Regions from separate parts of the Homo sapiens genome. Here regions 1 and 2 are each linked to region 3. The links are chromatin contacts, found by Hi-C or POLR2A ChIA-PET in ENCODE. All regions are on one chromosome and are shown on one strand. Each heading gives the region's core, a stretch centred on a gene start or an enhancer-like site at or near the end of the contact. The rest is flanking DNA. Distances are from core to core; before and after follow the strand shown.

What was found. Hi-C counts contacts between places; a loop is a spot of excess contacts on that map. ChIA-PET counts read pairs that join two places held with the same protein, here RNA polymerase II (POLR2A). Pooled maps may share reads with other maps.
Region 1: a pooled map shows a loop between it and region 3 (14-fold over the local background). The contact joins the promoter of TCEA2 here to the promoter of HAR1B in region 3. A Hi-C loop is called at or near these places in 4 of 50 pooled maps.
Region 2: a loop to region 3 is called in a pooled map, with 5 times the contacts of the local background. The contact joins the promoter of TPD52L2 here to the promoter of HAR1B in region 3. A Hi-C loop is called at or near these places in 1 of 50 pooled maps. POLR2A ChIA-PET finds 5 or more read pairs at or near these places in 2 of 52 experiments (H1 and HEK293).

Annotation. Positions count from the first base shown.
Region 1 is chr20:64,061,584-64,065,555 of GRCh38, forward strand. It overlaps TCEA2 (transcription elongation factor A2), which reads left to right and starts at 1,615. Exons shown (of 10, transcript NM_003195.6): 1 at 1,615-1,801. The coding sequence starts at 1,730. RefSeq lists enhancers at 996-1,125, 1,136-1,185 and a silencer at 1,516-1,875.
Region 2 is chr20:63,863,332-63,866,874 of GRCh38, forward strand. It overlaps TPD52L2 (TPD52 like 2), which reads left to right and starts at 1,939. Exons shown (of 7, transcript NM_003288.4): 1 at 1,939-2,053. The coding sequence starts at 2,035. It overlaps ABHD16B-AS1 (ABHD16B antisense RNA 1), which reads right to left and starts at 1,742. Exons shown (of 2, transcript NR_165314.1): 1 at 1,493-1,742; 2 at 1-939. RefSeq lists enhancers at 667-896, 990-2,189, 1,229-1,949, 2,671-3,390 and a silencer at 1,357-1,406.
Region 3 is chr20:63,099,708-63,103,568 of GRCh38, forward strand. HAR1B (highly accelerated region 1B) reads right to left here and starts at 2,612. Exons shown (of 3, transcript NR_152601.1): 1 at 2,408-2,612. HAR1A (highly accelerated region 1A) reads left to right here and starts at 1,585. Exons shown (of 2, transcript NR_003244.2): 1 at 1,585-3,547; 2 at 3,848-3,861. RefSeq lists a silencer at 2,661-3,050.

The DNA of each region.
Region 1 (3,972 bases), core at 365-2,864, 960 kb after region 3:
TATTTCTAGCAGAGACAGGGTTTCACCATGTTGGCCAGGCTGGTCTGGAACTCCTGACCTCAGATAATCCGCCCACCTCAGCCTCCCAAAGTGGTGGGATTACAGGGGTGAGCTACTGTGCCCAACCAAGATGAGTCTCTCTCTCTCTTTTTTTTTCTTTTGAGACGGAGTCTCGCTGTTGTTGGCCAGGGCTGGAGTGCAATGGTGCTATCTTGGCTCACTGCAACCTCCGCCTTCCGGGTTCCAGCAATTCTCCTGCCTTAGCCTCCCAAGTAGCTGAGATTACAGGTGCCCGGCACCACACCTGGCTAGTTTTTGTATTCTTTGTAGAGACGGGGTTTCACCATATTGGCCAGGCTGGTCTCGAACTCCTGACCTCAGGTGATCCACCCGCCTGGGCCTCCCAAAGCGCTGGGATTACAGGCATGAGCCACTATTGCCCGGCTAAGATGAGTCTCTTAACTGACCATATTTTCCTTTTCATTTTGGCTGCGGGGAAGCTCAGTTATATGTGATTAGTGCCACAGACAGCCCAAGAAATGCTCAGCCCATTCCACCTGCCACCTGGCCTCATAGTTCGTTGGCCTGAACTTGAATGACTACAGGCTCCTTGATCCACACCCTCCCCCAGGATTGTGCCCTCTCCAGGAAACCACCCAGCATCTGCATTACTGGGGAGCTGCCAGGCAGTGGTGGGGATGCTGGCCCTGCACCTGTCCCCGTCCTCAACCCTCCCTAGGCCTGGGCCATCTCTCTGGCTGCCTGCAGTCTGGCCCTACCTAGGGACCTCCAACAACAATGTCAATGAACACTAATTGTCATGCTCCATCCCCTCTCTGTTCTCAGGCATGTGATGTGAATCAGCTGACATCATCTTGACGGGAGCCCTGTGAGGCGGACACTTAACTCCAGTTTCACAGGTGGGGAGACTGAGACACAGTGGTCAACGTGCAGAGCCCAGAATCTGCTCCCTGGTAGCTGACTTTGCAGGCAGGGGCCTTGCCCACGCAGCCTCGGCAGAGGCCCCCGCACTTCGCGAACCCCAGCAATGGCCCCTTCCAGACGCCACGTCCAGCTACCGCGCGCTCACACCTGCAGGGCCCCACAAGAGGCCTCCCAGTGTGCGCGGGCCTCTTGAAGAAGTAACTCTACTCAGAAGCCCGAATGACCCAAACTGGGCTCTGGGAGGCTGGGGACGGCCTTCTAGGCCAAGTGGGGCGCGCGCAGGGCTCAGCGGGGCCCAAGAGAAGGGCTGAGGGCACTGGGTCCTGAGCCACCCACCGAAGGACGCCGCGGGACAGCAAGGCCCGAAGCAGGAGGAGAGAAGGGAGCAGATTCCTGGGCCTCCTGGGGCCCGGTCGCTCCGGGATGTCTGAGCTCTGGGAGGGGCGTGCCCGGGGCGCCTCCCTCGCGGGGTATTGTGGGATCACGAGTCACTGGCGACGGTGGGTCAGGACTACACTTCCCAGGAGGCTGTGCGCGCCGCGTGGCGCCTGGGAGTTGTGGTCCAGAGCGCGGGCGCGGCGGGCGCGGCAGGCGGGCGCGTGGACTACGCATCCTAGGATGCCGCGCGCGGCCGCGGGGCCGAGGGTTTGAACCGGGGGTCTGTCGTCCGCGGCGGGGCTGCGTCGGCTGCGGCGGGTGTGGGAGGTGGCGACGGCCGGGGCCGGGGTCCTGCCCGGCTGCGGAGGCGGGCGCGACGGGCGCGGGGGTCGCTGCTCCTGAGGCGATGATGGGCAAGGAAGAGGAGATTGCGCGGATCGCCCGGAGGCTGGACAAGATGGTGACCAAGAAGAGCGCGGTGAGGGGCGCGGGCCGCCAGGACCCCGGGAACCCCGCCCCGCCGAGACCCCGTCGAGCCCGCCGACCCCCGTTAGGGCCGGAAGACGACCTGAGGGGCAGGACGAGACCCCTCCCCGGCAGAGACTAACCGGGACGCAGGGGAGACCCCCACCCGTGGCCGAGACCCCTGCCCCGGGCCAGCCCTGCCGTTCACTCCCGCAACCCCGGCAGAGGCCGCGATCAGGCCTGGACCTTGTCCCGGGAGAGCCACCCGCTCTGGACTCAGACCCCTCCCTCGCCCGCAGTCACAGGCTCCGCACCCTTCCCTGTCCCTTAACTCCAGACCCCCAGCCTGGCCCGTCGACTCCTTCCTTGGCCCTGTCCCGCCTCTCGGAGCCCCCGGGGTGTTCGGGCCTCCTCTGCGGGCCGCGCCAGCCCCTTGCCTTCCTCCATCCCGGCCTGGGCATCCTCACAGGCCGAGCCCCGCCCCCCAACTCAGCCCTCTCCCACGCTCCGTCTCTTACAGCGTTTGTCACCCTCCGTCTCCCATAGCATTTGTCGCCGGCAACAGTTTGGAGTCTGAGGTTGGATCCCCTTTTCTTCTGGAGCTTCCGTGCCTCCCCTGCCTCTTCCCAGCCCTTGTCATCCTCCTTCACAGGCCAGCCAGATACCTGTCTTGCCTGTGGGCCCATTTTCTTCCCTGTCTGTCCCCACCCCACAAGAACCAGGTTTCTCTAATAAATTCTCTCCCTTCTTTAGCCAGGACTTAGCCCGCAGCAACTTGGGTTGTGGGTAGTTATGTGGACACCCTCCGAAAAGAGCCGGTGTGCTTATATAAGAGCCAGGAGGTCGGGCAAGCCTCCTCTGGGAGTGTCTGGGCGCTGGAGCCTCTGGCCGGCTCTGTTCACTGCGGCCTGGGCCTCTGTTGTCTTGCGGCCACAGCGAGACTTTGGAGGAGGCTGTGTGTGAGGACTTTGAAGGGGCCAGGTCAGTGGGGGTCCAGTTCCAGCGTCATGACCTTGGCAACCTCTGCACCCTCCCACAGAAGCATCTTTAGAGGATGCTGCCTGCCTCCTGGGGGGTGGGGAGGGGTCTGGCCGCAGGTCATTTGGAGCTCCTGGCTGGCTCAATAAACGTGACCTGTGCTTTCCCACCCAGACTGTGAACTCCTGGGGCAGGGCCAGCTGTGTGTCTGCCAGGCCAGCCCAGGGCGGTGAAGGTGGCTGAGTCATGGGCTTTGGGTGATTTGTGCAGCCACCCCAGGGCTGTGTGACTGCAGTGGGGGTTTGGGGGAAGCTTTTTGGGCTGAGCAGGGTTGAGTCTGGGTTCCTGTGACCAGCGTTCTGGACTGGGGTCTGCCCTGGGAAGGGGTGGGCTCCCACTCATTCCTGCTGGGTGCAGCACCCCCATCATTGCGTTCACACACACCCCGGAAAACTGGTCAGCACAAAGTAGGGGTCTGCGAACCATTCATAGCTGTTTCCAGAGATGACCCGAGAATGGAGTTGTTCCCCTTCTTAAAGGAGACAAAACACAAACGATAAAAGCTGTAGGTGGGAGAAGCAAAGATGGGTCATGGAGCCAGGGGAGGGCTGGGTGGGGCTGGGCAGAACTGATGGGGGGTTTCTGGTGGAAGAACAGCTTGAGTAGAAGCCCCAGGGGAGAATGAGGAGGGGAGGCGGGCGCTGTGCAGTGGGGAGTGGGAGCCAGCAGAGCCTCCTGGGGGTCCCAGTGCCTGAGGTCCCCTCGGGGACCTGGGGGCCAGGTGTGGGGGTTTTTTTGCCTCTGGACCTGAGCCCACTGAGAGCCACGTAAGCAGGTGCAGGGCTTTCAGGGGACAGTGGCCTTGGCTCTGGCTATCACCTCAAGGCTGGACTCTGTACAGCCCAAGAGGCAGGGCCTGCCTGGGAGGGCTCAGGAGGGGCTGCAGCGTGAGCAGACTATGCCACCCGGATTGCTGGGGTTGTGCGGGCGGTAGGTGGGACAAGCCCCTCCCATGGCCTGTGGGTCGTGGGACTCTGATCAGGTCACCTTAGGGCAGAGGGAATGATACACACGTGGAAACACATGCACGTGTTACAGAGGAGATGGGGTGTTGCAGGGCACAGTTGCAGTTTTAAACAGGAGAGGCCTTGCTGAGAAGGTGTTGTTGAAATAAAGCCCGGGAGGGAGGGAGGGAGGGAGGGAGAC
Region 2 (3,543 bases), core at 689-3,188, 760 kb after region 3:
GGGTCCCAGGGAGGAGCCCTTCACCTGGCCTGGGTTACAGGATGGCTCCTGGGAAGACAATGCCAGCTGTGCGCTGAAAGTCTGTGCAAGCTGCTCCCGTGAAAAGGAGGACATTGGCATGGCAGGGCTGTGGGCAGGTCTTAGTGGCTGGACATTCCCAGGAGTTAGCACTGGCTATCATTCTGTAGGGCTCCCTCCCACCTCCAAACTCCTGGCTTCTACACCAGGGCATTCACAGACAGATTGCAGACTCACATGGTGGCATGTGAGGCTACAGATACACTTGCACAGGCCAGAGGATACTACTGCGTGTCCCCTGGAGCCAGGCCTGGGCTGGACTTTGTTCCTGGCTTAGGGATGCAACACAGAATGGGACAAGGCCTCTGCTCACAATGGTCTGTAATGTCACATCTCTGTGGTCTGCCCTGAACTGCCTGAAGCAGGGACTATTGTCCCTACATGTCCCTAGTCCCCGGGCTGGCCTGGTTGGGTTGAGCAAGAATCTCTGGAAAGAATGAAAGGCAGCAAATGGAGAAAACATTACTGAGAGCACGAGAGCAGGCTAAGGCCGTGGTGGTAAGGGACTCGGGCCTGTGCAAGAGTACCAGGAAGACACCTGTGGGAGGAGGTGGCCGGGTGAAGGAAGGGGCAGTGGGAGGAGCTTCCATGCCTAGGGACCAGTACCACCCCAGGCTGGAAGCCCAGAGTGGAGTCCTAGGACATCAGATCCTAAAGGGCTTGAATACCGTTTAAGGCTTTTCTTCCGGGAGCAAGTAGGAGCCAAAGAAGGGAAGTTGCGGGACTTGTTTTCGTGGGGCCAGTTGCCTGGTGGTTACGCGCCTCTCCTCTGAAGTCAGGCATCCTGTTCCAGAGTATCCTGGTTGCGCTTCAACTTGCGGAGTGACCTGGGGCAAGTGACTTTAACCTCAGCTTCCTCATCTGTGGAGTGGGGAGGGCGCAGCGCTGGTCGCCCTGAACAGGAAGTGAGACAACCTCGGGGTGCACACGCGCAGGCCCGAGCCGCAGGGTCCACGCCCGAGGCGAGGCGGCAGCGGCGCCTGCAGGGCGAGGGGACGAATCGCGATCTTTTTCAGAGTAACCCGCGTACAATAAAAAGTCCCCATGAAAAGGACAAACTAGCCAGGCGTGAGGGGCGGTGGCTCACGCCTGTAATCCCAGCACTTTAGGAGGCCGAGGCGGGTGGATCACCTAAGGTCAGGAGTTCTAGACCAGCCTGGCCAAGGTGGCGAAACCCCCGTCTCTACTACAAATACGAAAATTAGCCGGACGTGTTGGCGCGCGCCTGTAATTCCAGCTACTCGGGAGGCTGAGGCTGGAGAATCGCTTGAACCCGGAGGGCAGAGATTGGAGTGAGCTGAGATCGCGCCATGGCACTCCAGCCTGGGCAACAAGAGTGAAACTCCGTCTCAAAAACAAACAAAAAAGGACCAACTAAAAAAAGAATATAAATACAATAAATAACAGGACTTACGGGGGCAGGCTGACCCCTAAAGTAAGGGGTCGGGCTGGAAAGGATCTCAAGGGGTCAGAGTTTGAGCCGCCGAGGCGCGCGAGCCCCAGCACTCCTAGGCAGCTGCATCCGCCCCGGAAGATCCCCTGGGGCCCTGCGCTGGCTTTCCACAGCGCCATGTTGGACGGTCCTCCCACTTCCCACCTTCCCAGTCCTCCCGCTACTCTGACCGTTCTACCTGTGATTCTCGCTGGTGGAGTCAACCTGGAATGGATTCCCGCCGAACCACGCCTCCCTTTCCTGGTTCGCCCGCAGTTTCGGCCTATCAGGTTGAGTCGGGTAAACCAGGACGGGCCAAGCGGCACTCTCATTGGATATCACTGGTGGGGGCGGGAAGAAGGCGGAGCACGTGCCCGGGCGGAAGTAGCCGTCGCATCGCGGATTACGAAACGCCGCGGAGCTGAGGCAGTTCCGCTGGCTAGTGTGTACGCGGCGAGCTTCTCCCGGCGCCGCCCGCTCGGCTCCCATAGCGCCCGCGACAGCGGTCCGGACGCCGCCCGAACATGGACTCCGCCGGCCAAGGTACCTGCCGGGCCCGGCCCCTTCGCCGCAGATGGGCCCAGGCTGCCCGTTGTTCTCCGTCTCCCGGGGTCGCGTCTGCGACTCTCTGTCCTCTCGGTCTCGGTTCACCCACCCCGCGGCCCCTCTTCAGCTCCCGGGGCCACTGACCTCGAAGCTTATGATGGTCGTGGTGTGTTTTTTGCCCGCGGCCCAGACCGCTTCCTGGGCTCTCTCCAGCCGCCCTCCTGGTCTCCCCTGGGACCGTTCCGAGGTGTGGTTCCCTGGCGCCCGCCGTTGCTCCCGTAGTTTGGGTTCTGTCGCTCCCAGCAGGTCTCGCTTATGCCGCCCACCCCGTGCCCTGCTCTTGCTTGCTCTGCCACCCCCCGGTCCCTGCGCGGGGCCCTCGGGTTCACGCTGTCTGGCCCTGGACCCAGTCCGAGGTGTTGAGGGCGGCTCCCGAGCAGAGAAGGGGTCTTCGCGTTCAGCAGAGCTCCCCTTGGGCAGCAACTCTGCTCGGAGCTCAGCCTGCTTAGGGGTTGCCTCATGGAGAGGGGGTGGAGTGAGTCAGGGGCACACCCAGCATACCAGGCCTGTTTCCAGAACAGTCTCCCCAGAGCAGTATGAGATGGCCACTGAGGGGCGTGGAGCGAGCCCAGGAGATTAAAATCTTGAGAAGATGATAAAAGTCTGCCTTGCATTTTGGGGCTCTAGAGAGGGATGCTAAATTTCTTTCTTTCTTTCTTTCTTTCTTTATTTTTTTGAGACGGAGTCTTGCTCTGACGCCAGGCTGGAGTGCAGTGGCGCGATCTCAGCTCATTGCAACCTCGACCTCCCGGGTTCAAGCGATTCTGCTGCCTCAGCCTCCTGAGTAGCTGGGACTACAGGCACGCGCCACCAGGCCCAGCTAATTTTTGTATTTTTAGTAGAGGCAGGGTTTCACCATGTTGCCCAGGATGGTCTCGATCTCTTGACCTTGTGATCCGCCCGCCTCAGCCTCCCAAAGTGCTGGGATTACAGGCGTGAGCCACTGTGCCCGGCTACATATTAAGCTTTATAATTCCTAGGTGCTGCATTATTCTGGAGGGTGTTTTTTGTTTGTTTGTTTTTGTTTTTTTGAGATGGAGTCTCACTCTGTCGCCCAGGCTGGAGCGCAGTGGCTAGATCTCGGCTCACTGCAAGCTCCGCCTCCCGGGTTCACTGCCATTCTCCTGCTTCAGCCTCCCAACTAGCTGGGACTACAGGCGCCCGCCATCATGCCCGGCTAATTTTTTGTATCTTTAGTAGAGACGGGGTTTCACTGTTAGCCATGACGGTCTTGATACCCTGACCTCGTGATCTGCTTACCTCGGCCTCCCAAAGTGCTGGGATTACAGGCGTGAGCCACCGCGCCTGGCCTTTTTTTTTTTTTTTTTTAATTTTTTTTTTGGGGACAGCGTCTCCCTCTGTCTCCCAGGCTGGAGTGCAGTGGTGCAATCATAGCTTACTGCAATCTTCAACTCCTGGGCTCAAGC
Region 3 (3,861 bases), core at 1,362-3,861:
CTGCAGTGTGCATTGGGGGTGGGGCCAAAGACCCCTCCACATAGAGAAGGCAGCCAAAGGGAGGAGGGAGTGGTCAGAAAAGGTTGTCTCAGCCAGGGAGCGGCTCCACCCTCTCCTGAGGACGCCTGACCTCAGACGTCAGCTCCCGTTAGAGACCCCCGTATACCCCCTGCCTAGAGCCAAACTCTGAGAGTCTCTGGATGGACTGAGGGGTGGGACAAGGAAAAAAAGGAAGGAGGGAGGGAGAGAAGCAGCAAGGAGGGGTCGCCTGGCCCGGCTCCCCCAGTGAGGAAAGGGGCTGTGGCACAGAGATTCCATCTGCAGGGCTGGGGGCAGCCGAGAATGGCACCTCCAACGCCCACGGCAGGGGCCCACCCGCCTGCCTCCTCCGGGACCACCGGGCCTGGCTCCTCTCACAGACTCTTTGAGAGCGTATTTGTGAAACGTAGCATATTGTGGGTGATTAGATTTAAATTTCAATACACTTTGTTAAAAATAGAGTTGGCTCTCGCCAAGAGGAGGCCGCAGGAAGGGGCTCTCAACGGCTCGTCTTTGGAATATTAATAGTATGGAAATGTTATTAGAATAATTTTTCATCATGAATAATAAATTAATGGAATAATTCGGCAGCGCCACGTGACATACCCTGCTAAGAGGGGCTTTGTTTTAACAGAATGGGGAGGGTGGGTTTGGGGTGTGGGGGAGGGCAGAGCTGGGGGAGGGTCCGCCCAGGGCAGGCGGGGTTGGGTGGAAGTGAGTGAGGTGCCTGAAGAGATGAAGGCTCCGGAGGCATTTGGGGAGGAGGACAGAGACCTGGGACCAAGTCCTCAGGCACTTTTAGCTTCATGTCTCAGCCAGGGTTCTGGCCCTGGCCGGCTCCTTCCCACAGAAAAGCTGGGAAGAGATCTTGGTAGGTGTCCGGCCCCACACACCATCCTGCTGGGGGTGGCTGGGTTGGACTTCACCATCCCCACAGCCCTGCAGCCTCCCCTCCTGCATCTTTCTCCTTGGTAAATGCCAGGAACCTCAAAAGCACCCAGAGGCCCAGAGAAATTGAGCACACAGGGGTGGGGAATTCAAGAGCAGGAGCTGTTTCTAGGGCCCCAGGGGCAGGGCCAGGGTCTCCTGGTCATTTCTGTGCTCGGGACCCCTGCTGCACCTGAGCTCACTGTGGAAACTGCCTGAGGGGGCCACACGGAGCTGATGGGGACAAGCATGCAGGGTGGGCACCCTTGTGGGCTCAGCTTGGTCCAGGGTGTCCACTGGGGGACGGGGAGGGAGATGGAGCACCAGGGAAGAAGCGTCTCTTCATGTGGTCAGCGCCCCCTCCTTCTCCCCACTCCCTCCTTTTGCCTCCCTTCCTGCTGCTGCCTGCACGGTGAGAACAGAGATGAGATGGCCCCTGCCCGGGAGCAGTCAGCGGCACCACAACCCTCCCAGGCCAACCCAGCTCCTGACAGAGAGGGAGGGAGGCAGCCTGGGGCTGGGGGCCCTGGCAGCAGTGGCACACGGAGTGTGCACATGGATCCTAGTCAGCCTTTTGCAGGGCGCTGAAGCCAGTGGGGGCCCCCAGGGAGGTTTTGGGGGAGTGTTGAGGGGGCCTGAAGGGTTCCGCTCCTCCCACCCAGGGAACCGCCATGCCACTAGTGGGCTGTCCTGGAGACTCGGGGAGAAAGCACACAGGCTGTCGGGAAAGGTGGGTCGCAGGCGGGCAGGGCAGCCCTGCTGTACTGATGGGCAGGCGCTGGGTGGGTGGAAGGCAAAGCCATCAGGTCATCCCCCTCTCTGTCCCTGCATTGGGCCAACCAGGTGTGTCAGGAGGATATTTGACCATTCCTGAGAGGCACATTCTCTCTCTCTCTCTCTCTCTCCCTCTCTCTCTCTCCCTCTCTCTCTCCCTCTCTCCCTCTCTCTCCCTCTCTCTCCCTCTCTCTCCCTCTCCCTCTCTCTCTCCCTCTCCCTCTCTCCCCCCTCCCTCTCCCTCCCTCTCCCCCTCTCCCTCTCCCTCTCTCCCCCTCCCTCTCTCTCCCTCTCTCTCCCTCTCTCTCCCCCTCTCTCTCCCTCCTCTCTCTGTCACACACATTTGCACATCCTGCAGTGTGAATGGAGTATGAATGTGTGTGGTAGGCGACAGCTGTGTGTGTACGTCCGGGTGCGTGTGTGCGTGTGTACATGTGAGCGTGTGTGCACGTGAGTTAGAGCCTGAGTGTCCCCTGCGTGGGTTAGTGTGTGCGCCCGCCCGGTGCCCTCCGTCTTGGGAGTCTGGGCTGCTGCTCCGCGGGCTCTGGAGCCGGCGCTCCCCACGAGCCCGGACTCTCCGCCGCGCCCGGGAGCTGCGCAATCGGCTGCTAAGACGCCGGCGCCACCGGCTGGGCCCTGTTCTCCCCTCTCTTTTCTACAGTCTTACCCGCAGCTGACAGGGTTCGAAAGAGCATGAAACGGAGGAGACGTTACAGCAACGTGTCAGCTGAAATGATGGGCGTAGACGCACGTCAGCGGCGGAAATGGTTTCTATCAAAATGAAAGTGTTTAGAGATTTTCCTCAAGTTTCAAATGAGGCGAATCCCGTTTTCCGCGATGCTGCAGCGCGCGGGTTTTAACCGCAGGGTCACGCGGAACGCCGCGCCGCGCGACTGTGCCTCGGTCTCTGCGCCCGGCTCTCCCTCCGGTCCGCAAGAGGAGGAAGGCCCGCGGCGTGCCGAGGTCAGCGGCGCGGAGCCACCAGGCGAGACGGTCACGGACGCCTGAACCGAGGTCACCGAGGCCACGGGGCCGGGAGGCCCTCAGCAGAGCCCGGGGGCTCCGCACCTCAAGGCCGGCCAGGAAGAAACAGCAGCAGGAGCCCAGGGCGCCCCGGGGAGCCCCCGACACGCGGGCCGAGCGCCCAGAGCGGCCCAGGCCCTCGCGAGGAGACCGGCCTCCCCAGGGCGGGGCTTCCGACTCGGGCGCCCGTGAGCCCCGGAGGCGGCGCGAAGGGGCAGAGTCCGCGTTTCTAACCAGCCCCCGGGTGGGCGGTGGCCCGCGCGGCACGGTGGGCGCGAGCGCCGTGGGCTGGGGCCGGCCTGGGCTTTCAGGGCGAGGGCTTTCCGCGCCGGCCCCAGCCCACCCGGCCCCGCTGCGCGCCCCTCACGCTGCAGCCTGGGAACCTGGGCCGGGAGCTGCGGGCCGCTCCGGGGAAGCGGGCCTGACCTCCCCTCCCCACCGCCGCCCCTGCGGTGAGATCCTGCCTGCCGGGGCGCAGGGGCCCGCGGTTGGGCTCCGGGAGACGGAAGAGGCCCCACAGCTCGGGCCCCACGCAGTGGACGCTGCCACTTAATTTTGGCGTAATTGATGTCAAGGCGGGTGCCCGGGCCCCCAGTGAAATGCCTCATGAACTCGCTGCGAGGAACGGCGCTCCACGCGGTGCACGGTGGCCAATCAGAGCTGCCGCTTCTGATGGAGGCTGAGCCGGCTGGGGAGGCGTCTTGGCCAAGAACCAGCCCCAGCCTCGCTCAGGGCCCCAACCCGCAGACCATGTAATTAAGCTGCGTTCTGCAGCCAGGGCAAGGTGCGGAGGGGCCTGTTTCTAGCATTGGGGAGGAGGAAGTGGGGAGGAGGGAGCGGGGAGGAAGGAGTGGGGAGGAGGGAGCGGGGAGGAAGGAGGAGTGGGGAGGAGGGAGCGGGGAGGAGGGAGCGGGGAGGAAGGAGTGGGGAGGAGGGAGCGGGGAGGAAGGAGGAGTGGGGAGGAGGGAGCGGGGAGGAAGGAGGAAGGAGCGGGGAGCAGAGGAGCAGAGCGGGAGGGAGGATCGTCGTGCAGGGGGCCTTTGTGGATGAGGCTGGGATGTCCCTGCCCCTCCGTTCCCTCCAGAGTCTCAGCTCTGA